Regions from separate parts of the Homo sapiens genome. Here all the other regions are linked to region 3. Evidence: chromatin contacts called from ENCODE Hi-C or POLR2A ChIA-PET data. All regions are on one chromosome and are shown on one strand. The core of a region is the stretch at or near the end of the contact, and the rest is flanking DNA. Distances in the headings are between cores, read along the strand shown. Region 1 overlaps METTL8 (methyltransferase 8, tRNA N3-cytidine). Region 2 overlaps LOC107983995 (a long non-coding RNA gene). Region 3 overlaps GORASP2 (golgi reassembly stacking protein 2). Region 4 has its middle 130 kb from the start of METTL8.

What was found. Hi-C counts contacts between places; a loop is a spot of excess contacts on that map. ChIA-PET counts read pairs that join two places held with the same protein, here RNA polymerase II (POLR2A). Pooled maps may share reads with other maps.
Region 1: a pooled map shows a loop between it and region 3 (4-fold over the local background). The contact joins two enhancer-like sites. A Hi-C loop is called at or near these places in 3 of 37 single-sample maps with no recorded cell type and 3 of 50 pooled maps. POLR2A ChIA-PET finds 5 or more read pairs at or near these places in 4 of 52 experiments (A673, GM12878 and T-cell).
Region 2: a pooled map shows a loop between it and region 3 (3-fold over the local background). The contact joins two enhancer-like sites. A Hi-C loop is called at or near these places in 2 of 50 pooled maps. POLR2A ChIA-PET finds 5 or more read pairs at or near these places in 3 of 52 experiments (GM10248, K562 and PC-9).
Region 4: a loop to region 3 is called in a pooled map, with 2.5 times the contacts of the local background. The contact joins two enhancer-like sites. A Hi-C loop is called at or near these places in 3 of 37 single-sample maps with no recorded cell type and 2 of 50 pooled maps.

What each region holds. Positions count from the first base shown.
Region 1 is chr2:171,325,039-171,331,637 of GRCh38, forward strand. It overlaps METTL8 (methyltransferase 8, tRNA N3-cytidine), which reads right to left. Exons shown (of 10, transcript NM_001321154.2): 7 at 5,521-5,660; 8 at 1,004-1,110; 9 at 803-868. Among named protein-coding and RNA genes, the nearest start is that of METTL8, 110 kb to the right of the region's middle. RefSeq lists enhancers at 1,248-1,297, 1,792-2,316. Within about 2 kb of position 1,358, at least 5 of the 41 ENCODE cell types and tissues checked have a DNase peak (open chromatin) inside an H3K27ac peak, as active enhancers do; they include GM12878, where a contact is called at or near this core.
Region 2 is chr2:171,256,281-171,263,371 of GRCh38, forward strand. The region is part of intron 2 of LOC107983995 (a long non-coding RNA gene); the gene reads right to left. Among named protein-coding and RNA genes, the nearest start is that of TLK1, 99 kb to the left of the region's middle. Within about 2 kb of position 4,636, at least 3 of the 41 ENCODE cell types and tissues checked have a DNase peak (open chromatin) inside an H3K27ac peak, as active enhancers do.
Region 3 is chr2:170,945,278-170,952,063 of GRCh38, forward strand. It overlaps GORASP2 (golgi reassembly stacking protein 2), which reads left to right. Exons shown (of 10, transcript NM_015530.5): 2 at 3,073-3,153; 3 at 4,262-4,465; 4 at 4,927-5,013; 5 at 6,051-6,181. Among named protein-coding and RNA genes, the nearest start is that of GORASP2, 19 kb to the left of the region's middle. Within about 2 kb of position 5,279, at least 3 of the 41 ENCODE cell types and tissues checked have a DNase peak (open chromatin) inside an H3K27ac peak, as active enhancers do; they include GM12878, where a contact is called at or near this core.
Region 4 is chr2:171,303,089-171,309,931 of GRCh38, forward strand. No RefSeq gene overlaps it. Among named protein-coding and RNA genes, the nearest start is that of METTL8, 130 kb to the right of the region's middle. Within about 2 kb of position 4,728, at least 2 of the 41 ENCODE cell types and tissues checked have a DNase peak (open chromatin) inside an H3K27ac peak, as active enhancers do.

The sequences.
Region 1 (6,599 bases), core at 108-2,607, 380 kb after region 3:
TTGAACCGGCGAGGTGGAGATGGCAGTGAGCTGAGATTGTGCCACTGCACTCCAGCCTAGGCAACAGAGTGAGACTCTGTCTCAAAAAAAAAAAAAAAAAAAAGAGAAATCAGCTAGAGATAAGTAATTTTCCTTCTTTCTATTTTGAAAATGTATTGTTTTTTTAGACATAAGATTCACTCTGCTGCCCAGGCTGGAGCACAGTGGTCCAATCATAGCTCACTGTAGCCTCATCTGCCCCAGCTCAAGTGATCCTTCCACCTTAGCCTCCCAAGTAGCTAGGACTACAGGTATGCACCACCAGACCAGCTAATTAAAAAAAAATTGTTTTGTAGAGACAGAGTCTCATTTTGTTTTCTAGGCTGGTCTCAAATTCCTGGCTTCAAGCAATCTTCTCACCTTCATCTCCCAAAGTGATGGGATTACAGGTGAGCACCCCTGTGACAGGCCAAGATAAGTAATTTTCTATAAACTTATCAAATGTCCTCCTTTGGCTGTGGCTATCATCAATTTTTTTCATATCTAGGCTAACAATATCTCCAAAATGGAACAGCCTTCACCTTCATCTGGGTATGAGGGTAAAACAAGAGACTTTAAAGCAGTTTAACTGGAAAAAGATTAAACAGTAAACGGCCATTTTCAACCTTTTATGTAGACCAGTAATAAGCATCAAAGTATGAAGACATCTAATGCTTAATCAATGACTGAAGCCTCAGTTTCATAGCTTCTGAGCTATAATCAATGAGATAATAACTAACAAGAACGATTATGACCAATTATTTCCTTTTGTAGATTAGCATACCTTTTGTAAAGAAATATGCTCTGGTACCATCTCCTCGAACATAAAAATTTTCAGATAAACAATGTCCTGAAAAAAATTGTGAAAAGAGAAACTCTTAAGGGTATTCCTTTAAAAAAAAACAACTAAATACTTTGATGTGAAATATAAACAAGGCATTCTTTAGAACATTTAAAAATAACCTCAAACTGAATATACTATTACCCTTTTTAAAACGAAGCTGAGTCTTATCATATCTTCCATAGTCTCGAAATAACAGCATTCCCCCAGGTTTCAGTAACTTGGACAGTCGGTTTACAACACCTTGCATCCTTTGGAAACAAAGTATTAAAAAGATACCCAGTTTGTAGAAATCTTGTTTTATATGCTGGATTTAACTTTGTTGAAGACAAAATAAGAAAAGCTTGATAAGGCCAAAGAAATCTAAACCATAAACATAAGGGTAACAAAAATAAAAATATTTTGTAAAGAAGAAAAAACCAAAACCAACTTGCTAAATGACTAGATTCAAAAGTCCTAGAGTATCAAGAAATCACCCAAATGATCAGAGTGGTAACTTCACAGAGCTTGACGTATGATGTCAAAGCTAAACTTCAAAACCACAGATGTTTCCTGGTACTTACAGAAAATTAAGGTAGTTCTGAGATAGACAACAATGGAGTGTGCTTCATTTTCCTTGCAAGATAAAAAATATGCCAAAGCCATCCCAAGTTGTACATATCTAAAGAGGGAATATCTTTCCTCCAAAACGAGCTCATTCTCCTTTTCTTTATTTAGTTCGGAGGTACCACCATTTACCTCATGAAAGAGAAATTATTTTTCTTCCACTGTCCTCTCCATGTGGCCATAAAATTCTATGTCCTCTTTAATTTTTATTTTTAATGACATCTTTGATATTTCCTGTCTTTTTTGTTTCCCATTTGTACTCCCTTAGTACCAACCCCTATCTCCTTAGGCCTGGAAACAAATCTGCTTCCTAACACGCTGTATTATTCTCCCTGTCAATCCTTCCTGCATGTTATCGATGAATAATTCTGCTTAAAATGATAATTTTGTCAAATCATCTCCTTGCTCAAAAACTTTCATGATTTTAATCCATAGGATAAAATTTCAATTTCTTAGTTGAGCTCTTAAGATCTCCTACTACTGACCCCAATTAATCTTACCAACAGCTTTCCAATCTGAAGCAGCTCCCCTAGCCAAACTGTCATGCTTGGCCCTGAGCAGCCTCTGCCTTTGCTCACATGGTTTTTCCTCAAAGAATTCTCTCCTCCTTACTGTCTGCCTATTTAAATTTTATTCACATTCCAAGCCCTAGTTCAACAGCAGGGAGCCTTTGCTTTTCTCCTTTACTGTTTATTCTACTTATTTGGCTTCCAGTCAAATACAATCCCTTATAGCTGCTCTTGATTTAGTGTTTTTGGCTAAGTGTTCATGGCTTTATGTGTGATTATGGGCCAGGGATGGCATAGATTTCAGATCTCATATTAATTCTGAGTGACAGCATCGGCTGCCTACAGAGCTCTGAGAAGGACTCATAAAGCTCATTGCGAGTTACCGAGTACAAAATCGATTATCAATGTCTGCCATGGGCAGAGAATGGTAAATGGCAGCTTGTGTGCTAAGTCCTTGTCTCTGCCTTATCTAAGCTACTTAAAGCTGCTGAGGTTTTCTTATTTGAAAAAAATGAAAAGTTTGAATCAGATAATCTGTAAATTCCTTTCAATTAAAACACTGTTCAGTGGAATAGTAAGGTAAAACTCAGATTATGTCATGTTATGAAGGAAGCAGATACTGAGAAAATGAAAGCAACTATAAAACAAGAAAGAAGTAGGACAAAAGGAGGTGGCATGATTAGGTGAAAAGTCCTTTTAAAAAAACTAGCACATAAGGACATAAAAGAAAAAAGAAACGTATTTTTTGTTTATTTTATTACAGGTTATTTTCATACTGTGCTTATATCATAGGCTTTGCGAATGAAAGAAAATCATATCTAAACCTTAAAATATTCACTTTCAATATAAATATTTTACGTACATAGCAAAATCTTTCTGTAATTATTAGTAAAACAAGTATGAAACTAAAATGCAGAAAAATAAACAATCGAACACTTTAAAATGTAGCCACCTCCTCCTGCAAATTCTTTCCTCTCAGCTATCCTTTAATGTCTGGGGTTGAGGATAAAGGCAAGGAACGGGAGCTACTTTTCTTGCTCATCTCATCTTGGTTCATAGTGCAGTTCCCGAGCCAATTCCTGAGAACTGCAGGTGGGAGTGGGCTGGGGGTGAGATGGACAAGACAGGAATGGTATGAAGCCCCTTTTCTTTCTTCATCCTACTTGGGCCAACTCTGCTGTCTTCACTTATCTCTGGATAGAGGGAGAGGAGAAGGAAGAGATAAAAAATGTATTGACTGCCTGCTTTATGCTTGGCTCTGTAATATTTTGTATTTTCATTTCAGTGACAAGAAGGACAATTCGCTCTTCTTTTGTAGCCACCTACAATTTATTCCCATTTAAGCTGGGTCCTCCAGACTCAAGGTCTAGCCAAATTGCTTGCCATTTGCTTATGCCTGAATTTTCCAAGCTACCAAGATGCTACTTTTCTAGAACTTTTCTGGGGTTGAATCTACTACTATAGTCCTAAGTGACACTATAGACATTGCCTTGGTTTTAGTTTTTTCTTTTTTTGAGACAGGGTCTTACTCACTGTCACCCAGGCTAGAGTACAGTGGCGTGATCTTGGGTCACTGCAACCTCCGTCTCCTGGGTTCCAGTGATTCTCCTGCCTCAGCCTCCAGAGTAGCTGGGATTACAGGCATGCAGTACCACGCCCAGCTAATTTTTGTATTTTTATCATTTATTTATTTTTTTGAGACGGAGTCTCTGTCTTGCCCAGGCTGGAGTGCAGTGGCATGATCTCCACACACTGCAGCCTCTGCCTTCCAGTTTTAAGCAATTCTCCTGTCTCAGCCTCCCAAGTAGCTGGGACTACAGGTGTGTGCCACCACAGCCAGGTGATTTTGTATTTTTGGTAGAGATGGGGTTTCACCATGTTGGCCAGGCTGGTCTTGAACTCCTGACCTCAGGTGATCCACCCGCCTTGGCATCCCAAAGTGCTGGGATTATAGGCGTGAGCCACAGCGCCCAGCCTTTTATTTTTTTTTTGAGACAAGGTCTTGCTTTGTCGCCCAGGCTGGAGTGCAGTGGTGCAATCTCGGCACACTGCAACCTCTGCCTCCTGAGTTCAAACGACTCTCCTGCCTCAGCCTCCCAAGGAGCTGGGATTATAGGCGCCCACCACCATGCCTGGCTACAGGAGGCAGAGGTTTCACAGTAGAAACGAGGTTTCACCATGTTGACCAGGCTGGTCTGGAACTCCTGACCTCAGGTGATCCACCCACCTCGGCTTCCCAAAGTGCTGGGATTACAGGTGTGAACCACTGCACCTGGCCTTTCTCTTCTCTATAACATTCAATTCAAATCATGAGAAAATACATTATCTGAACTAATTTCAAATAGTCTTTTTGTGGTTATATGTAGAATTTAGATGTTTCTTGTTATGGGTGTCAATGGGGAATCTTGTTCTCTATCCACCTCTCCATCCTTTTAACTGTTCATATAAGGAAACCAAACACATAGATGACAACTTTCTATTAGTACCTGAACAATGCCTACAGTCTAAACAGATTAGCAGAAAGAAATAGGTTATAGAAACTGGGAGGAAACAGTAGCTTCATAAAACCTGACATACCTCACTAGGTGCTAAAGTATCTTATTTCAGATTTATTTGGAAATGGAATTTGTTCTTCTACAAGTAATCAAAGTGCTCATTTCTGAATGGGAAGTAAAAGAACTGTAAAGGGTCCTAGTGGCCTTTTAATTGCAAAGAAATAAGCACATGGTAACTCAGTTTCTATGGAAAAGGGTCACACTCATCAAACAAAAAGTGGTTGACGCCAAGTCTGTATCTTCCACCAGGGAACTGTGAGAACCCAATTTTAAGAAACCTTATGAAAGCACAGACCTGGTACTTACCATATGTACCCTTTAATACATAGAAGATGGCAAGATTTAAGAAAGGTAATCATTCTAATTGCTGGTAATATCTCTTTATGTTTTCTCTCTGGAGAAAAGCTATGTTTATAGTTTTAAAACACTGTATGAAACTAAGTCATAAATATTTAAATGATGGCATCAGGCTAACCTTAGATCATAAAGGTCCAAGGATAATCTGGCAAATCTTAATAACTCCTGATTCCCTAGTGTGCTTCTTTAGAACAAAATTTTTAAAGCCCATCAACAGGCCTGTGTGAAGCCAAACAGATCCCAAGCCCACCTCTTCATGAACATTCAGGAAGACACTACACTAAAGATGTTTGTTTCTGATCACCAAGTACAATTTCCCTCTTGGGAGTCTATTAGGTTGTTCTGAATTTGTAATTTCCTTGAAGCACTGTCACTTTTAATAGGTATGTGTCTTGCCAGAATATGCTCACTTCATTCTGACAGTGACAGAAAGCTCATTAATGAAGTAGTCTGACCAGTTTCTGTCTAAAAGTACGAAGAAAGGAAAAACTGCCTTTAAAAGGCTGTGTATTATACATAATGTTGCTCACTAAATAATAAATTCAAAAATTGTCATTTTTGCTTTGATAGTTCTGAAAACCACTACTGATAAAGGAGCTTTACACATCCACTTTGCCCTTTCGTCTTCATTTACCTGTCAGGATGAATAGAAGAGAGCACAAAGACAAGGAGAATGACATCCAGGATCCCATCTGGAAAAGGGTAAGGTAAGCCATCATCACATACATCATGAACAAAGGCAAAACACTGGGTTGCTCTGTAGGACGAGTGTGACTGTCATGATAAAGGAACAGAAAGCAAAAAGAGGACTTAGTAGACTTCCGGGATTTTTTTTTTTTTAAATAAAAAGGTCAAATTTTTAACCTTTTCTCCCAAAAGCCTTTCCTCTGTCAGTCTGAACACTTTTTTCCAATTCAGTATTGTTAGCTTATTTCAAGCTGCCCTAAAAAAATTAAGGCTAGCTCTTGGCCTTGATAACAAATATCCTTCGCAATCCCTCTTTAACTTTAAAAGTAGAGGAGGGTAGGCTTTCTGAGTTAGTAGACAGTGTTGTTAGAGGCCTGCTCTGGGTTGCTGTTTCTGAACTTAAAGAGGTTCTGTTTGGACTACGATTATTCATGGGCAGGCATACATTCTAAATTTTGTAGGTCAGTACCCTTTCTGGTCATTTCTTGTGTGTTGTTGGCCTTTCTTTCTTTCTTTTTGAGACACAGTCTTGCTCTGTCACCAGCATGGAGTGCAGTGGCGCAATCTTGGCTCACTGCAACCTCCGCCTCCTGGGTTCAAGCCATTCTCCTGCCTCAGCCTCCCAAGTAGCTGGGATTACAGGCACCCACCACCATGCCCAGCTAATTTTTGTATTTTTAGTAGAGACGGGGTTTCACCATGTTGGCCAAGATGGTCTCGATCTCCTGACCTTGTGATCCGCCTGCCTCGGCCTCCCAAAGTGCTGGGATTACAGGCGTGAGCCACCATGCCTGGCGCTGTTGGCCTTTCATCTTTTTTTTTTTTTGAGACAGTCTGCTCTGTCACCCAGGCTGGAGTGCTGTGGCACGATCTTGGCACACCGCAACCTCCACCTCCCAGGTACAAGCGATTCTCGTGCCTCAGCCTCCCAAATAGCTGGAACTACAGGCACGTGCTACCACAGCCAGCTAATTTTTTTATTTTTAGTAGAGACAGGGTTTCACCATGTTGGCCAGGCTGGTCTCA
Region 2 (7,091 bases), core at 3,386-5,885, 310 kb after region 3:
TCATGCCCACACAGACTCTTCATCTATTCTTCTGAGGGCACTCTGAGAGAATACCTGGGAGACTTTATCTATGTAATAAGACAACCTTTGTTCACAGTGAAGTTCCACCCCTCATCTTCCTGCCACCTCCCCCAGAGCTCAGAGGAACTTTGTCCCAAGCCATTGTCTGTTTTTTGGACTCATTCATTTCCCTTGAAAATAACTTCTGCCCTTCATAACTGCCTACATTTCCCATTTCTCTCTTCCCTATGAAATTGGTGCTATCTAAGCTTCAGCTACCGGGCCTTTGAGTCTCATATTTGTGGGACTACCATGTCCACGTGCATGTTAATGAACTTGTATGCTTTTTCTCCTGTCAATCTGTCTATTGTCTGTTTATTTTGGCAGGATGACTCAATTATTGAACCTTCAGAGGGAAAGTTTAAATTTTCCTACAATATATTTGCTGTGTCTCCCTCTTTCTCTTGCTAAATTCCCTTCTCCAGAGATGTGCTCTTAACAGTCTTTCCCACTTTGAATTTTGAATTTGCCTCCTCTCTCTGGAATTGAACATACTTTCATTTTTTTTTAAATACTATCTTGGCCGGGTGCAGTGGCTCACGCCTGTAATCCCAGCACTTTGGGAGTCTGAGGTGGGCGGATCTCAAGGTCAAGAGATCGAGACCATCCTGGCTAACATGGTGAAACCCCATCTCTACTAAAAATACAAAAAATTAGCTGGGCATGGTGGCGGGTGCCTATAGTCCCAGATACTTGGGAGGCTGAGGCAAGAGAATCACTTGAACCGGGGAGGCAGAAGTTGCAGTGAGCCGAGATCGCACCACTGCATTCCAGCCTGGGGCGACAGAGCGCGACTCTGTCTCAAAAAAAAAAAAATGTGTGTGTGTGTGTGTGTGTGTGTGTGTGTGTGTGTGTGTGACACAAGATCTCATCTCACTTTATCACCCAGGCTGGAGTGCAGTGGTGTGATCTTGGCTCACTGCAACCTCTGCTTCCCAGGCTCAAGTGATCCTCCTACCCAAGCCTCCTGAGTAGCTGGGATTACAGGCGTGAACCACCATGCCTAGCTAATTTTTGTTGTTGTTGTTTTGTTTTGTTTTTGAGACGGAGTTTCGCTCTTGTTGCCCAGGCTGGAGTACAATGGTGTGATCTCGGCTCACTACAACCTCTGCCTCCCAGGTTCAAGCGATTCTCCTGCCTCAGCCTCCTGAGTAGCTGGGATTACAGGCGTGCACCACCAAGCCCAGCTAATTTTGTATTTTTAGTAGACACAGGTTTTCTCTATGTTGGCCAGGCTGGTCGCAAACTCCCAACCTCAGGTGATCCACCCGCCTCGGCCTCCCAAAGTGCTGGGATTAGAGGGGTGAGCCACCGCGCCCAGCCAATGTCCTGCTAATTTTTGTATTTTTTGTAGAGACAGGGTCTCATCATGTTGCCCAGGCTGGTCTTAAACTCCTGAGCTCAAGTGATCTGCCTGCCTCAGCTTCCCGAAGTCATCCTATTTGCTGTCAAATACTAGATCTTATTCATTCTTTCAATTTTTTAATACACATTAATCATCCCCACTTGCCCCCTACTCCTCCAAACTACCCTTCCCAGCCTCTGGGAACCATCATTCTATTCTCTATTTCCATGAGTTCAATTGTTTTAATTTTTAGCTCCAAAAACAACCACCTCATGAATCTTAAAAGCAAGATGCAAAATGTTCAATGTTTCCGAATAATTTAATTGCATCCCAGAACAAAGATCAGGTATATTTATAAGAATACAAAAATATCCTGCACCCAATAGATTAAAATTCACAATATTATGCATTAAAAAAACTCGCCAGGCATGCAAAGAAACAGGAAAATATAACCAATAAGGAAGAGGAAAATAAACTAGTTGAAACTGATAAAAAAAACTAACACAGATATAGGAATTAGTAACAAGGATATTAAAATAGTAGTTATTATTATATTCCAGATATTTGAAAAGTTAAGGAGAGACAGGAACTATTTTAAAACCATAAATCAGATTTCTAGAGATAAAAACTATAATATCTGAGATTAAAATTACACTGATGAGATTAATGGCAAAAGAAAAGATTAGTGAATCTGAAGACATAGCAATAGAACTGATCCAAAAATAAAACACAAAGAGAAAAGAGAATTAAAAACAAGAATGAAAAGAGCATCAGTGAGCTGTAGGAAAACTTTAAGCAGTTTGATTTATATGTAATTGTTGTCCCTAAAGTAGCGGGAGGGACAGAAAAGCTATTCAAAGGAATAATAGCTGAAAATTTTCTGGTTTTGATGAAAACTAAAAACCTACAGGTCCAAGAAAGTCAATAAATCCTAAGCACAAAAATATGAAGAAAATGAGTACACTAAGGCACATCAGAATCAAACTGCTCAAAATTAGTGATGAAGAGATAATACTAAAAGTAGCCAGAGAAGAAAAGACACATTATATACAGAAGACCAAAGATAAGGATGACAGAAGACTCCTCATAGGAAACAATGATACAGGTGATAAGACAGTGGAGCAACATCTTTAAGCTACTGAAGGAAAAAACAAACTGTTACCTAGAAATTTATACCCAGCAAAAATATTTTTTAAAGATGAAGGTGGAATAAATACTTTTTCAGACATACCAAAGCCGGAATAATTTATCACTAACAGATCTGCAATATAAGAAATGTTAAAGGAAATCCTTCAGGCAGAAGGAAAATAACACCTGATGGAAATATGATTATACAGAAAATTCAGAGCAACAAAAATGATAACTACATGGACAAATACGTAAGACTTTTTCTCTTATAATTTGAATATCTTTAAAATATATTGACTGTTTAAACAAAAATAATAACAATGTGTTGTGGGGATTACAACATATGCATAAAGAAAACAGTAGCCTAAGTGCTGGGAGGGAAAAGTGGAGTTATGTAATTATAAAATTCTGTGGCCTGGCGCCGTGGCTCACGCCTGTAATCTAACACTTTGGGAGGCTGAGACAGGCGGATCACTTGAGGTCATCAGTTCAAGACCAGCCTGTCCAACATGGTGAAACCCCATCTCTACTAAAAATACAAAAATGAGCCGGGTGTGGTGGTGGGTGCCTGTAGTCCCAGTTACTTGGGAGGCTGGAGCAGAAGAATCATCTCTACTAAAAATACAAAAATTAGCTGGCCATGATGGCATGTGCCTGAAATCTCAGCTACTCGGGAGGCTGAGGCATGAGAATTGCTTGTACCCAGGACGTAGAGGTTGCAGTGAGCTGAGATGGTGCCACTGCACTCCAGCCTGGCAATAGAGTGAGACTCCATCTCCAAAAGAAAAAGGAAAAAGGACTGGTGCGGTGGCTCACACCTGTAATACCAGCACTTTGGGAGGCCGAAACAGGAGGATCACGAGGTCAGGAGTTCAAGACCACCCTGGCCAACATAGTGAAACCCCATCTCTACTAAAAATACAAAAAATCAGCCGGGTGTGGTGGCAGGTGCCTGTAATCCCAGCTACTTTGGAGACTGAGGCAGGAGAATCGCTTGAACCCGGGAGGTGGAGGTTGCAGTGAGTGGAGATTGCGCCACTGCATTCCAGCTTGGGCAACAGTGCAAGACTCCATCTCAAAAAAAAAGAAGAAAAAAAAAAGAACAAAAGGCTCAATAATAAGAAAACAACACAATTAAAAAAATAAGCAAAAGAATCAAACAAACATGGGTGACAAATAAGCATATGAAGCATATAAGAAGATGCTCAGCATCATTAGTCATTAGGAAAATGCAAATTAAAACCATAACTACTGAATGGCTAAAATTAAAAAGACTGACCATACCAGGTGTTGGTGAGGAGGTAGAGGAACTTGAACTCTTATACCTTGCTGGGGAAAGTATAAAACAGTACAACCACTCTGGAAAACAGTTTGTCAGTTTCTTAGAAAGTTAAACATAAACCTACCATTTTATCCAGCCATTCACTCTTAGGTATAAGAGAAAAAACATGCATCTATATAGAATTATGCATAAATGTTCATAGAATCTTCATTGGTAATAGCCCCAAACTGGAAACAACCCAAATGTCCATGTACAGGTGAAACAAACCGGTATATCCAGCTGATGGGATACTACCCAGCAATAAAAAGAAATGAACAATTGATACATTCAACAACATGGATGAATCCGCAAATAATTAATGCTGAGCAAAAGAGGCCAGACCAGAAAAAGAGTATGCACTGTATGAGTTCATTTATATAACATGCTAGGAAACGCAAACTAACGTATAGTGACAGAAAGCAGATTAGTGGTTTCCTGGTGGATGAGGAGATGTGAAAGAACAGGAAGAAAGTGTTACAAAAGCAAAGAAACTTTTTGAGGTATTTTCACTATATTAATTGTGGTTATGGTTTCATAGTTGCATATGTGAAAGGAAGATAAAATCATGGAACCCCAAATTCACGATGCCAAAAGGGAAAAGTTAAGCTTGGAAGCTGAGTCATGAAAAAAAACCCCAAAACTGCCTTTATCTTTGTTCCTAAACTGATAGCTACAGATAGAAGGCCACAGGGGGCCTCCCTCACCTTGACAATGTAAATGAACAGCTTATCTTCATGGACTTGGGGGTGGAGGAGTGAGGGGAAAGAGGAGATTCGAAATCCCCTTCCATCCTGAGCTGAATGCATGTTTGACTGCTTTTCTACTCTATGTTTACTTCACCTTATGTAAAAGAGCAGATTTACTGAGTGTGAGTCAAATACATAATTGATTTTTCCCCTACCCCTTCCTTTTCATGCACATGTGACTTCACAAGAATGTGACCATGCCCTTCCTCTTTTTTTTCTTTCCCCTTTCCCCTCCTGCCTACTTTTCCCCTTTAAAATTGAAGCCCCCAAAATTCTCTGCAGAAAAAATAAGGGCCACAGATCCTGCTGTGGCTTGTGTCTCTTTTTCCTGGGTGTGTATTCAACCTCAGCAAAATAAACCTCTAAACTGATTGAGACCTGTCTCAGATACTTTTTGGTTTACATATATGTATGTCAAAACCTATCGAGTTGTACATTTCAACTATATGTTATTTATTGTAAGTCAGTTATACCCCAATAAAGCTGTAGAAACATAAATATTAGTTATTTTTAAAAATCAGTGCTAGGGGCCAGGCACGGTGGCTCACGCCTGTAATCCTAGCACTTTGGGAGTCCAAGGCGGGCGGATCACCTGAGGTCAGGAGTTCGAGACCAGCCTGGGCAACATGGTAAAACCCCGTCTCTACTAAAAGCACAAAAATTAGCCAGGCTTGGTGGCATGTGCCTGTAATCCCAGCTACTCGGGAGTCTGAGGCAGGAGAATCACTTGAACCCAGGAGGCGGAGGCTGCAGTGAGCTGAGATTGTGCCACTGCACTCCAGCCTGGGAAAGGAGAGCAAAACTCCATCTCCAAAACAAATCAGTGTTAGACTTTACCACACTCTGGCCTTATGACTCTTTGAAGCTGAGATTCTTTTAGTCATCAACATGGTTCTGGCCTAGGAACTAGTAGTTCTTCTGTGGAGTTAGAGAGCAGATAAAGGCCTGTTCTTCTACAGACAAGTTCTTTGCAAGCCATCCAAGGTGATGGAAAGGAGGTGGGGGCCACAGAGTTGAGCTTTTTTCTTTCTTCCAGGAAGAAATTAAAGACCCTTGGGGTTTTTCAATCACAATTCTCTTGACCTACTTGAGTCACTATGGGGCAGGATGCTTTGTTTCATTTCATAGAAACAAAGAGTGAGCATAAATTCTAAACAAAGTAATGTATTTGTAGATGGTCTTGTCTCTTGACGCAGATATAAAGCCTATCTTCTGAGAGAGGACAAAGAGATTAGTATGTGCCTTGCTTAAGAACAATAGACAAATGTTACAGCCTGTTAACTCCATCTGCTTCCCAAAAGAAGAAAGAATTTTTACAATGAAGTGTCAGAGGGTCTTCAGGCCCCATACGGGAGATTTTCCCAAGGGAAGCCCATAACAACCTTCCTGTGTATTTAAGCCAATATGTTCCAGCTCCTAGAGTGGGGCTCCTTGTCCTTAATTGTGGAATAAAAAGCTTTGTCTTATTGAAAGAATTTGAGGCATAGGGAGAAGGGGAAGTATTTTGGTTGGTGGGGAGGGAAGTCACAAGGTTGCATGCTTTCCTGGCTACGATGGAATCATTTGTGTAGTGAAGAAACTGAATCATCCAAAGGAAAGTATCGTCAGCTACCATATTCCAGAAATCATTTGCTTTCCTGAGGCACTGGGTGACTGAAGCAGATACATTGCAGGCACATGCCTGTAAGAGCCAAGGAATTCAACTTTTTTTTTTTTTTTCTTTGAGACAGAGTCTCGCACTTTCACCCAGGCTGGAGTGCAGTGGCGCGATCTCGGCTCACTCCAAGCTCCACCTCCCGGGTTCACGCCATTCTCCTGCCTCAGCCTCCTGAGTAGCTGGGACTACAGGCACCTGCCACCGCGCCTGGCTAATTTTTTGTATTTTTGGTAGAGATGGGGTTTCATTGTGTTAGCCAGCATGGTCTCGATCTCCTGACCTCGTGATCTGCCCACCTCGGCCTCCCAAAATGCTGGGATTACAGGCGTGAGCCACTGCACCTGGTTGGAATTCAACTTTTTTTTTTTTTTTTTTTTTTGAGTCAGAATCTCGCTCTGTCCCTCAGGTTGGAGTGCAGTGGTGTGATCTCAGCTCACTGCAGCCTCCACCTCTCGGGTTCCAAGCGATTCTCATGTCTCAGTCTCCTGAGTAGCTAGGGTTACAGGCACCTACCACCACACCCAGCTAAATTTTGTATTTTTAGTAGAGATGGGGTTTCTCCATGCCAGGAATTCAACTTTGTTTTTGTTTTTGTTTTTTTGAGATGGAGTTTCACTCTTGTTGCCCAGGCTGGAGTGCAATGGCACGATCTCAGCTCACCACAACCTCTACCTCCTGGGTTCAAGTGATTCTCCTGCCTCAGCCTCCCGAGTAGCTGAGATTACAGGCATGCACCACCATGCCCGGCTAATTTTTTTTTTTTAGTAGAGACGAGGTTTCTCAATGTTGGTCAGGCTGGGCTCGAACTGCCGACCTCAGGTGATCTGCCTGCCT
Region 3 (6,786 bases), core at 4,029-6,528:
TAGCAAGACCCCCATCTCTATAAAAAATTAAAAAATTAGCTGAGCATGGTGGTACACTAGAAAAAATTTAAAAATCAGCTGCGTGTGGTGGTGCGCTAGAAAAAATTTAAAAATTAGCTGGGCATGGTGGTGCACACGTGTCCCAGCTGCTTGGGAGGCCAGGAGTAAGCTATGGATGCACCCCACTCCACTACAGCCTGAGTGACAGAGTGGGACCTTGTCTCAAAAAAAAAAAAAAGAAGAAGAAGAAGAAACTGAACACCTTTAATAGATCCCTTTGATATTTAACTTATTTAATTTACAAAATGATTTGGTCCCAAATTTGCAGGGAAACATAAAAAACATGATCAAACAGTTTTAGGGAGTTAGACGTTGAACCGTCTATATAGGGCAACTATTCTTTACTGTTATCAAAAGAAGAATATCAAGTTTTACTTCTTCTGAGACAATACTATAATTTGGCGTAAATAAAAGGTAACATTAAGAGGTAATGAACAATTCTGATTGACACTGGTATTAGAAGGATGTATTTTAGGAACAATCTGTGTTCCATTTTGAAAGTATTAAAATGACTTGTTACTGTATAAATAGCTGTAGCTTTGTGTATGGTTGAAAGTGTATCTGTCATTTGCTGCTGTTATTTGCAAAACTGACTATAGAACTATTTGGACTATTATAGAAAGTCAACCTATAAATATCAATGCAAACTTTTGTTCTTGTGGAATAGATTTTTTTTTGTTTTGTTTTGTTTTGAGACAGGGTCTCGCCCTGTCCCCTATACCGGAGTGCAGTGGTGCGACCTGGACTCATTGCAGCCTCAATCTCCTGGGTGCAAGTGATCCTCCCAGCTCAGCCTTCCAAGTAGCTGGGACTACAGAAGCATACCCCCATACCTGGCTAATTTTTTTGTAGAAACAGGGGTCTCCCTATATTGCCCAGGCTAGTCTCAAACTCCTGGACTCCAATCCTCCTGCCTTGTCCTCCTAAAGTTCTGGGATTACAGGCATGAGCCACTGCACCTGGCCATGGAATAGTTTTGACAGCACTTAATAATATCAAGCAGAATAAAAATTCCTTGGGAAAATATTTTGGAAAAAAAATGTGGAGTGGATTATATTTTTTATTTTTTGTCATATTTCTGTTACTAGCTACTAACATTTTACTACTGTAAATTTTGAAAATTTGACAGTCCATTATCAAATATGGGATGATAAACATTTGAGTTGTTGAGAAGCTAAGTAATCTTTTTTATTCTATGAACCTATGAATTATATTAAAAGTAATCTCACTCTTTCATTTAAAGGCCAGTAAATGTAGCTCTACCCCTTCTTTCCAGCCTTTTGTTAGACTAATAGTTTCAAGATGGACTTTTGGCCGGATGCAGTGGCTCACACCTGTAATCCCAACACATTGGGAGGCCGAGGCGGGCAGATCACTTGAGGCCAGGAGTTTGAGACCAGCCTGGCCAACATGGTGAAACCATGCCTCTACAAAAAAAAAAAAAAAAAAAATTAGGCGGTGTGGTGGTGGTGCACACCTGTAATCCCAGCTACTTGGGAGGCTGAGGCACAAGAATTGCTTGAACCCGGGAGGTGGAGGTTGCAGTAAGCCGAGATTGTGTCACTGCACTCCAGCCTAGGCAACAGAGCAAGACTCTTGTCTCAAAAAATAAAAATAAAAAAGATGAATTTTTGAGTTTAACTTCCACCATTAGGCAGCTATGGAATCATAAGCAAGACATGGTAATTTTTTTTAACCTATCAAATGAAAGAATTGCACAAAATCCCTGGTTTTTAAACCTTCTTGGAGTTATGGAGAAACCCTTTGAGAATCTGATGAAAGCCACCAATATTTACACCCTGAAAACTGCTTATTCATATAAAAGATAGTGTGTAATTTCAGGAGCTGTAGTATTCTCTGAAGCCATCCACAGACCTCAATTTAAGATCCCTGGATTAGAGGATTTCTGGGTTAATCCTAGTTTTCAAAGTCTATAATTCTCTATTTCTGTCCACACTACTCTGTTGTCTAGCTACGCATGCTGTGATCCTCATTCTTCAGACTCCTGCTTCGGGTGTTTACTCATACTGTTTTGTCCATTTTCAGATGTCCTTCCTACCCCCTTGACCATCTTTACCTTTGAATGTTCTACCCTCTTTTTAAACCACAATTCCTTATCACTTTTTATGTCTGAAGCTTCTTCAGTCAGAATTAATCTTTCCCTTAGAACCTTATACCAAATAGCCTTTAGCCTGTTTGGTTTTACATTATAGTGATTAGAGGGCTGTGTATCCATTGCCCCTTCCTCTTCTCACCTATTCCTCAACAGATTATAAATGTCTTGACATACGTGACTATGTGCCTGTATTTGCTTTGTAACTGAGTGGTGCCTTGCTAGTAGTAGTCAAGGAATAATTGCTTGAATTTGTCACTTAATTGTAGTGACTGTCTGCTGTGTCCCCTGCTAATTGCTGAGAGGATTAGCCCCTTTCTCCCAAAAAAGGAGAAAGTGGTGCAGAAATAGAACCACAGAGGGAAAACCTCATATAGAAGATGAACTAGGCCCGGTGCAGTGGCTCACACCTGTAATCCCAGCACTTTGGGAGGTTGAGGCAGGTGGATCCCTTGAGCCCAGGAGTTCAGGACCAGCCTGGGCAATAAGGCGAAACCCTGTCTCTACAAAAAATACAAAAATTAGTTGGACATGGTGGTACGCACCTATAGTCCTCCCAGGTACTCGGGAGGCTGAGGCACAAGAATCGCTTGAATCAGGGAGGCAGAGGTTGCAGTGAACCGAGATTGTGCCACTGCATTCCAGCCTGGGCAACAGAGGTGGAGTCTGTCTCAAAGAAATAAAATAAAAATATAAATAGAAGATTAACTTAAAGAATGGGTAGAGTTTAGGGAGCTGGACGGGCATTATCTGGGAGAGATGAAGAGAAATGAGAGAACTAGCGTGTACTGTATTTCATTATCAGTGAAATTGGTCTATTTTTACTGAAAAGAGAGATTCGGCTTACAATTTTCACCTAAGCTTTACATTTTTTATTTTTGTCGTTTTTGTTTCCGCAGGTACAAGAAAATTCCCCAGGACACAGAGCTGGTTTGGAGCCTTTCTTTGATTTTATTGTTTCTATTAATGGTTCAAGATTAGTAAGTTCAACTTTCTGTAGTTTTGTCTATAGTATTTGTAATCTCTCAAAAATGGAATTTTTCAGATGACCTGAGATGGGTATTTATTAGTTACAATCATTATGTGTAGTATGCCAATTTATAGAAATAATCATGTATTAATAAACATTGAAATATCTATAATATTATACCTTATGCTCCACTGATTATCTTAGGGAAGTCTCTAGAATCAGTGGAGTCTTTTATATGTTAAATATTTAATTTTTATAAGCAGAAAGAAATAATTAAGATGTAAAAGATTGCTTTTTAAAGATGTCAGACTTCTGTTGGTTGTTGACAAATGGATTACTAGAAAGATTCATTCTCTCATCTCATTCTCTCAAACTCGTCAGTTTTCTTGGTGCTAAGTTTCACAATATATGAATAATGTTATTAGAACCAGACAGAGAGATGTGCTCCAAAGTACCAAATTAAAACCACTTTTTATACCTTGTTTAGAGTTTACCCATAATAAAGTTCTAAGATAAAGAAATTATATAATCTCAGCAAATTCTTAGGACAGTAGCCACTTGGTTGGTTTAATTTTTCGTAACAGTCTTAAGTTTTCGTTCATTACTTACAACATCTCTGACATATAAATAAAGGCCAACATCTGGCCTTTATTTGTTTATGAAATGAAATATTTAATATGCTGTTTCTACTTTCTTTTCTATCCAGCTCTTAATAAAGCATGTATTTAGAAATAGAGTCCAAAATTAAACGTTAACCCCAGTAAATGTTTTAGATTTTTATAATCAAAGTCATCACAACTTCGTTAGTAATGTGACTTCTTATGGCATATTTTGTTTTTACACATTGAAGCCCTAGATCATTCTAAATAATGTTGGGTTGCAAATTCCATAATCCATAATGAGCTATTAGAAAAAAGTCAGTTTCAAGTTGTTGCTAACGTAAGAGTTCTTAATTTCTTGACATTCTTTTACATAGAAGAAAATTTAAATGTTGGTGAAACCTTTGTTGAATGTTTTATTTATGTTGATTATTAATATTACTCTTATAGGGCCATAGGATGCTTAAGCTAACATTAAATTTTTATTTACTAAGGAATGTGATTTCTATGTGTTCACAGAATAAAGACAATGACACTCTTAAGGATCTGCTGAAAGCAAACGTTGAAAAGCCTGTAAAGATGCTTATCTATAGCAGCAAAACATTGGAACTGCGAGAGACCTCAGTCACACCAAGTAACCTGTGGGGCGGCCAGGGCTTATTGGGAGTGAGCATTCGTTTCTGCAGCTTTGATGGGGCAAATGAAAATGTTTGGCATGTGCTGGTACGTATCAACTGTGAACTGTTACTGGAGGTTCATGAAGCAGTGTGGAAAGATGTTTTAACAATGGTTGTTTCTGGCTTAATAAGATTGTAAGGATATTATTAATAGGCAATTTTTGCCAAAAATCAGCGTTCATTGCTTTTTAAGTATGGATCAATTTTTTTTTAAGTTGAGGAAGAGAAGCAAATGTACAAGTTTAAGAACTTTTTCTAATGATTTATTCATTATAAGATGTGTTAGAGTAGATAGCTACAAAAATATTTTAAATATTTGTTAAATATTATGTAATTTTTATGCTCAGAAGTTTAAAATATATTCTGTAGTTTCTGACATCTGACACATCTCTAGCAAGACAGAAGTATACAGATTTAAAAAATCAACATAATTAAAAATTGGACTATAAACCTTGGAAGATTATTTTATATATATTAATTTTAGGGTGTGTGTTTATGTCATTCTAGGAGGTGGAATCAAATTCTCCTGCAGCACTGGCAGGTCTTAGACCACACAGTGATTATATAATTGGAGCAGATACAGTCATGAATGAGGTAATTCGTGTGTTTATTCATAGTGAGAACTATATAAAATTTTCTCATTGAGGTTTGAGTTGAGAAAGATATTTGCATGCTTTGCATTTAGAGTTAAAATTTCAGTCTTTGCTGATCAAAAATAACTTAAGCCTCAGGGTGTTAAATGGAACATCTGGTAGGTGTCTTATTAGGTATAGCTGTGAGGAAAAACACATACTGTGCGGCAATTGCACAGATTTTATGTGTAATATACAGAAATCTTTGCATACCTGAAGTCTAAATCAAATTCTCATTTTCAATTGTTCATTGATTTCATTTTCTCTTCCCCTTTTTGTTCAGTGACAGCATTAGCTCAGCTATATTACATCCTTTTCCTTGTCTCTTAGCTAGCGGAAGTATACATTGCTAAATCAAAAATGAGAGAAAAGGCTGGGCACAGTGGCTCATGCCCATAATCTCAGCACTTTGGGAGGCCGAGATGGGAGAATTACTTGAGCTCAGGAGTTCGAGACCAGTCTGGGCAGCATAGTGAGACCTTGTCTCTACAACAAATACAAAAATTAGCCAGGCATGGTGGTGCATGCCTATAGTCCCAGCTACCTGGGAGGCTGAGGTGGAAGGATCACTTGAGCCTGAGAGGTTGAGGCTGCAGTGAGGCAAAATCATGCCACTGCACTCTAGCCCAGGCAACAGTTAGAGAGACCCTGTCTCAAAAAAAGAAGAAAAAAAAAAGAGTGAGAAATGAGGTGCCCAGACAACCAGGTCTTAATAATGGGAAGTAAAAGCAGAATATGTAGAACTCGGGTGTAAAAGAATTGTACTAAGAGTGCCAACTAGATCTTAAGGAACTGGCCATAAAGCCTTGTATGTAGTAAGTAGGCTTTGCTTGAATTAATATATTGAATTAAACCTGCTTGTGATTTTTATGTCTGGGGCAGGGCCCAGAATCTGTATTTTTTTCTTAGATTTCTCAGGTGATTCTGATAGCCAGGTTTGAGACACACTGTTCCAAAGTATGGTAACGTGAAACATTTTCTCCTGTGACACTTTTGCAGTCTGAAGATCTATTCAGCCTTATCGAAACACATGAAGCAAAACCATTGAAACTGTATGTGTACAACACAGACACTGATAACTGTCGAGAAGTGATTATTACACCAAATTCTGCATGGGGTGGAGAAGGCAGGTAAGGTCATTTTTTAGACTAAGTTATGACTGCTTAAACATACCAGTCAGATATGTTGCAGACATTGATTGTTTTTATTTTGAAAGAAATTACTGGTTTATTTTAAGACTCCTCTTAAAAAAAAGGGAAGAGCTAGTCTAGAATATTGAAACCAATTTTTTTAAAGTACATATCTAGGGAACATAGTATATATACTATAGTCCTTTTCTTTACTAACCTAAGAGCTAACAGCATTTCTTTTTAATTGAGAAATTATTGCGCATAAGCCATAATTATAGAAAAGCCTAGAATTTGGAAACATTCCACATGTTTTCAAAAGTTCTAATCCCATGCTGGGAAAAGGATAACTTAGTTGCTGCAGGCAGGAAAAGCTTCCGTTTGCTCACAGTATCTTTACCCACACTACCTGAGATTCTCCAGCTGAATGTTTCGCCACAAGTATTCTAACTTGTTGCAGTTTGAGAAAAGTAAGATAGATGTGTCATCCAAGAGTCTGGCCTATATGGGGCAATACTTGATCAAATTATCATTGTCCATTGCCCAGGTTTGTAAATGCCCAGAAATAGGATCTATTCGAGGCATTCAAAATTTATTCATTACAAGAG
Region 4 (6,843 bases), core at 3,478-5,977, 360 kb after region 3:
ATCCGTCCACCTCGGCCTCCCAAAGTGCTGGGATTACAGGCATGAGCCACCACACCCGGCCAGGACCTCTTTTAATACAACCCAATTTATTTATTTATTTATTTTTTATTTTTATTTTTTGAGACGGAGTTTCGCTCTTGTTGCCCAAGCTGGAGTACAATGGCGCAATCTCGGCTCACCGCAACCTCCTCCTCCCAGGTTCAAGTGATTCTCCTGCCTCAGCCTCCCGAGTAGCTGGGATTACAGGGATGCACCACCATGACTGGCTAATTTTTGTATTTTTAGTAGAGACGGGGTTTCTCCATGTCGGTCAGGCTAGTCTCAAACTCCCGCCCTCAAGTGATCTGTCCACCTCAGCCTCCCAGAGTTCTGGGATTACAGGCTTGAGCCTCTGCGCCTAGCCTATGACCCAAATTTTTAACTTGGTCACTGCTATGGTTGGAATGTTTGTATCCCCCTAATATTCATATGTCGAAATCCTAACCCCTAAAGTGATGGTATTAGAAGGTGGGCTGTTGGGAGGTGATTAGGTCATGAGAACTAAAGGGATTAGTGTCATCATAAAAGAGTCCTGAAGGAGCTCAGTTGTCCCTCAGCCTCCCAAAGTTCTGGGATTATAGGTGTGAGTCACCATATCTGGCCAAATCCTCCAGTGCCTTGATCTTGGATTTCCCAGCCTCCATAACTGTGAGAAATACATTTCTGTTGTTATAGCAACCCAAATGGGCTAAGAGAGTCGCCTCATCTAAACATGAATTACAGTCAACGAAATGCTAAATTGATAGCATGGACTTACCTATATTGCCTCCTACCTCCCAGGTTTGCTGTATGTGACCGCAGTCATGTCATAATAGTCCAGAAGGGCCTGCTGTGAGTGACACTCCCTAGCACCAAGCTTTAGGCTATGCAGTTGGAGGTGACATTTGGATTGAAATAACAGATAAGCTGAAGTCATAGGTAAGAAGATGAGCATGAACTCTGAAGGGAGATTTAAGACCAGAAAATGGGAAATGAGCACTTTGGTCAGAGATCAAGAGGCAGCTAGGTGCAGTGGCTCATGCCTGTAATCCCAGGACTTGAGGAGCCTGAGGCAGGAGGACTGCTCGAGCCTAGGAGTTTGAGATCAGCCTGGGCAACAAAATGAGATCCCATCTCTACCAAAAAAAATTTAAAAATTAGCCAGGTGTGGTGGTATGTGCCTGTAGTCCTTGCCACTCAGGAGGCTGAGGCAGGAGGATTGCTTCTGCCTAGGGATTTGAGGTGGCAGTGAGCTATGATCACACAACTGCACTCCAGCCTGGGAAAAAGAATGAGACTCTGTCTCAAAAAAAAAAAAAAAAAAAAAAAAGTAAGAGGCTGGAGAGACAGAAAAAAATATAGTTCTTAAAATGCCAAACTTGACCCTCAAAGAATGTTGAGGTTTTTCTCCTATGGTGTGCCAGGCACACTAAGAGGGAGGTCATGTGTAACTCCTTTGCTTCAGGCTCTCTCCACTTGTCCATCACCAACCACAAGGAGTAATGGAAGGGCTGAACTTTCCCAGGTTTGCTTGGCAAAGAGTTGTGATGATCCCAGAGCATACTGTGGGGTGGAGTGTTATGAGAAGGTTCTGTGGTGGTGGGAGTCCAGGATGTCTTATAATTAAGTCCTTCCTCTGGGACTGGATGACAAGAGTATATGCACAGTGCCAGGCACAGTCGACATCGGCTGGCCATAGTGAGAAACGGTGGAAAACAGCGTGGTGTATATAAAAAGTGGATGGCGGCCGGGCACGGTGTCTCACGCCTGTAATCCCAGCACTTTGGGAGGCTAAGGCGGGCTGATCACTAGATCAAGAGATCGAGACCATCCTGGCCAACATGGTGAAACCCCGTATCTACTAAAAACACAAAAATTAGCTGGGCATGGTGGCATGCACCTGTAGTCCCAGCTACTCGGGAGGCTGAGGCAGGAGAATCCCTTGAACCCAGGAGGTGGAGGTTGCAGTGAGCCAAGGTCGCACCACTGCACTCCAGCCTGGCAACAGGGTGAGACTCTGTCTCAAAAAACAAAAAACAAACAAACAAAAAAAAAACAAGAAAGAAAGAAAGAAAAAAGTGGATGGCAAGTCCAGGGAGCTAGAAATAGAGGGCAGAAGTTCATAGTTTTGGAAGGCCAGACTGAACACTGGGCTAGCTGCTTTTTTTTTTTTTTCTTTTTTGAGACACAGTCTCGTTCAGTCACCCAGGCTGGAGTGCAGTGGTGGGATCTTGGCTCACTGCAACCTCTGCCTCCCGGGTTCAAGCAATTCTTCTGCCTCAGCCTCCTGAGTAGCTGGGACTACAGGCACGCACCACCATGCCCGGCTAATTTTTGTATTTTTAGTAGAGACGGGGTTTCACCATATTGGACAGGCTGGTCTTGAACTCCTGACCTCGTGATCCGCCTGCCTTGACCTCCCAAAGTGCTGGGATTACAGGCGTGAGCCACTGCACCTGGCCGCTAGCTGCTTTTTTAAAAATTGTGGTAAAATGCACATATAATAAAATTTACCATCTTAACTATTTTTAAGTGCACAATTCAGTGACATTAGTACTTTCACATTGTTGTGCTACCATCAATATTGGGCCCATCAATATCATCCATAGAACCCTTTTCATCTTGCAAAACTAAAACTCTGTACCCATTAAGTGACAATTCCCCATCCCCCTGTCACCCAGCCCTGGTGACCACCATTCTATTTTCCATCTCTATGAATTTGACTATTCCAGGTACCCCATGTAAGTGGAATCATACTATATTTTTCCTTTTGTGATTGGCTTATTTCACTTGGCGTGATGTCCTCAAGGTTCATTCATATTGTAGCATGTGTCAGAATTTCCTTCCTCTTTAAGGCTGAATAATATTCCATTTTATGTATATATCACATTTTGCTTATACATTCATCTGTTGATGGACACTTGGTGCTATTCTTTGAATGTATTCCCCAAGCTCATGGGTTGGAAACTTAATTCCCAATTCAACAGTGTTGAGACCTTTAAGAGGTGAGTAGGTCATGAGGGCTCTCCCCTCATGAATGGATTAAAGCAGTTATCACACGAGTGGGCTCCTGATAAAAGGATTCATTTGACCTCCTTTTCTCCCTCTCATGCTCTCTTGCCATTCCACTTTCCACCATGGAATGGCACAGCAAGAAGGCTCTCACCAGACGTCAAGCATTTGCCAGTACCATGCCCTTGGACTTCCCAGTTTCCAGAACCATGAGCCAAATACATTTCTTTTCTTTATAAATTACCCAGTCTCAGGTATTCCGTTACAGCAACACAAAACGGACTAAGACACTTGGGTTACTTTCACCTTTTGGCTACTGTGAAAAATGCTACTATGAACATGCATGTACAAATATCTCCTCAGGTCCATGCTTTCAATTATTTTGGGTATATGCTAAGAATTGCTGAATCACATGATAATTCTATTTTTAATTTTTTGGGGGCCCACCATACTGTTTTCTATAGCTATTGCACCATTTTACATTCCCATCAACAGTGCACAAGAGTTCCAATTTCTCCATACCTTTGCCAACATTTATTATTTTCTGGGTTTTGGTAGTAGCCATCCTAATGGGTTTGAGGGGGTATCCCATTGTGGTTTTGATTTGCATTTCCCTAATGATTAATGACATTGAGCATTTTTTTATATGCTATTGCCATTTGTATAACATTTTCTGAGAAATGTCTATTCAAGTTCTTTGCCCATTTTAAAATTGAGGGTTTTATTGTTGAGTTGTGAGAGTATTTTTTGTTTTGTTTTGTTTTTTGTTTTGAGACATGATCTCACTCTGTCACCCTGGCTAGAGTGCAGTGGTGCGATCACAGCTCACTGCAGTATTGACCTCCAAGGCCCAAGCGATCCTCCCACACCAGCCTCCTAAGTAGCTGGGACTATAGATGCACACCGCCATGCTCAGCTAATTTTGTTCTTTTTTTTTTTTTTTTTTTTGTAGAGACAGGGGTCTCACTATGTTGCCCAAGCTGGTCTTGAACTCCTGGGCTCCAGCAACCCTCCCACCTCAGCTTCCCAAAGTGCTAGGATTACAGGCATGAGCCACCATGCCCGGTGTAAGAGTTCTTCATATATTCTGGATACTAAACCCTTATCAGATGTATGATTTGCAAACATTTTCTCCCATTGCGTGGGATGCCTTTTACTCTGTTGATGTGTCCTTTAATGCACAGAACTTTTTAATGTTGTTGTAGTCCAACTTTTCTTTTTCTTTTGTTGTCTGTACTTTCGTTGTCATATCCAAGAAATTATTGCCAAACCCAATGTCATGAAGTTTTTCTTCTGTTTTCTTCTAAGAGTTTTATAGTTTTAGGTTCTACATCTAGGTTTTCAATCCATTTTGATTTAATTTTTGTATCTGGCATAAATTTGGGGTCCAATTTCTCTTGCAAGTTGATATCCAGTTTTCCCAATGTTATCTGTTGAAAAAACTGTCCTTTCCCCATTGAATGGTTTTGGCACCCTTATGGAAAATCATTTGACCATATGTGCAGGTATTTATTTCTGGACTCCAAAAGGGCTATTTGTTGAGTTTATGTGAGGATCAGGTGATAACTGTGGTAAAGGTGAGTCAGATCAGGTTCTATGCTTGGATGACCGCTTTGAGTAAATGATGCATAGTGTGAGGCTTTATAGCCGTCTTTGGCCTATTTTGGAGAATCTTACAGATCTCCGGAAAGCAGCTCAGATCTTATCTTAATTGTGACCAGTTGGATGGACTGTGGTGATGCTTAGAGGTGCTGCTAGGTATTGTGAGTAGAAGTCCTACATGCTGTGGCAGGAGGCATTCTGCACAGAGTTATGGGCAGCATTGTTAAAAGCGACCTTGGATGCCAAAGGGTAGATGGTACAAAAGCTATACCTTAAGGACCCATTTCACATGCTTTGTTTGGCTTTTGCCGTATAGCACATGGCTAGATTTGTTCTCTGAGGTTCTTGAAAAGGGTCTAAAAAATGCGGATACCAATTGATATGCTGAGGTTGGCGAAACTATGGTGGCCAAATGGTGATGGTCTGTTGGAGCTAAAGATTTAAGTAGGAGATGCTTACCACATTTCAGACAAATGGGCATCTATCCTGAACTGCAGGAATCTAAAGAGCAGGGGTTCATTTCATCAGCCACCTGCATTTCAGTATTCTCAGTATGCATCACACTTTCTGGCACACAGTAGATGCTTAATAAGCATTTGATTATCTGAATTAAACATAAGCCAAAGAAACAGCAATGACTTTCTTAAATAAGAAAACTCAACTTTTCGGTTAGCAAGTTTCTTAAGGCTAATTTAATTATTTTTAAATAATTATTTAAAAATTATTTATTTTAATTTATTTAATATTTATTTAATATTTAATAATTTATTTATTTAAATAATTATTTAAAAATAATTTTATATTAAATATATTTATATTATATATAAATAATTAAATATTTAAATTATTTATCCTGTAATTATTTATCCTCCTCAAAAGAGACAAAGACTTGTTCACCATCCGTATTAGCCAAGGTTCTCTAGAGAGATAGAACCAATAGGGGAGAGAGAGACAGCGAGAAAGAGAACGAGAGAAAGATAAAGAGAAGAGAGGATTTATTAGGGGAACTGGCTCACAGAATTATGGAGGCTGAGAAGTCCCATGACAGGCCATCTGCAAACAGGAGACCAACGGAAGCCAGTGGCATGGCTCAGTCCAAGTACAAACACTTCGGCACCAGGGAAGCCAATAGTGTAACTCTCAGTCTGAAGGCCTAAAAACCAAAGCAGCTGCTGGTGCAAGTTCCAGAGTCCAAAGGCCAGATAACCTGGAGTCCAAAGGCAGGAGAAGAAGGGGGTGTCCCAGTTCCAGGAGAGAGAGAAAATTCACCTTCCCTCTACCTTATTCTATTCAGGTTGCCCACATTGAGGGCAGATCTTCCCCACTCAATTCACTGACTCACATACCAATCTCCAGAAATAATGCTTTACCAGCTATTCAGGTATCTCTTAATCCAGCCAAGTTGACACCTAAAGTTAACCATCAGGTCATCCTTTGAAAAAAAAAAAAAAAAAATATATATATATATATATATATATATATATTTTATAAATATATAATATACTATTATATATTATATATTAATAATGATATTAATTACCACTTATTAAGTGCCAGTTATCACCAGGCATCATACCTAGCATTTGATGTGCATTATATTTAGTCCTTGCAACAATCTGCAGGTAAGCATTATTTCCATTTGTAGTTCAGTGCATTGAAGCTTGGAGATTTCAAGTGTCTTGCTTAAGGTTACAAAACCAGCAATAGTGAAGTTAGGACTTATATCCAAAATGGGTCCCATGTTTTTGCTCTGAGAACCCTTTTTGCCAGTTTCTACCTGGGCACTGTCATTTTCATCTTCTAGTATGCATTTATTTTAGGGCAAACCCATTTCTTCCCTATAAACAAACCATTAACAATCTTTTCTCTATCTCTGGCCTTTTCCCAAGTTCTCCATGTTCCTTAAATTTGGCATCAGCCCAGCATTGACAATATCATTCGGTGTGACACACACATTCACACATGCGTGTATGCGTTGTAATGTCACCAAAAATGCAACCATCTCCCTTTCCATGTTAAGTCCGCATAGAAACTATTTTGTATCTATTCAAATATTCACAAAAAGTCAAATTTTTTTTTAGAAAGTGAACAAATAAAAGGAACCATAACTACCCGGACCCCTGGTGAGAGCTAGGTGGTGAGATGCTGAAGAGCCATTGACAAGTGCATCTCTGAGCAGACTACTCAGCAAACAGCAAAGGGACAAAGCAG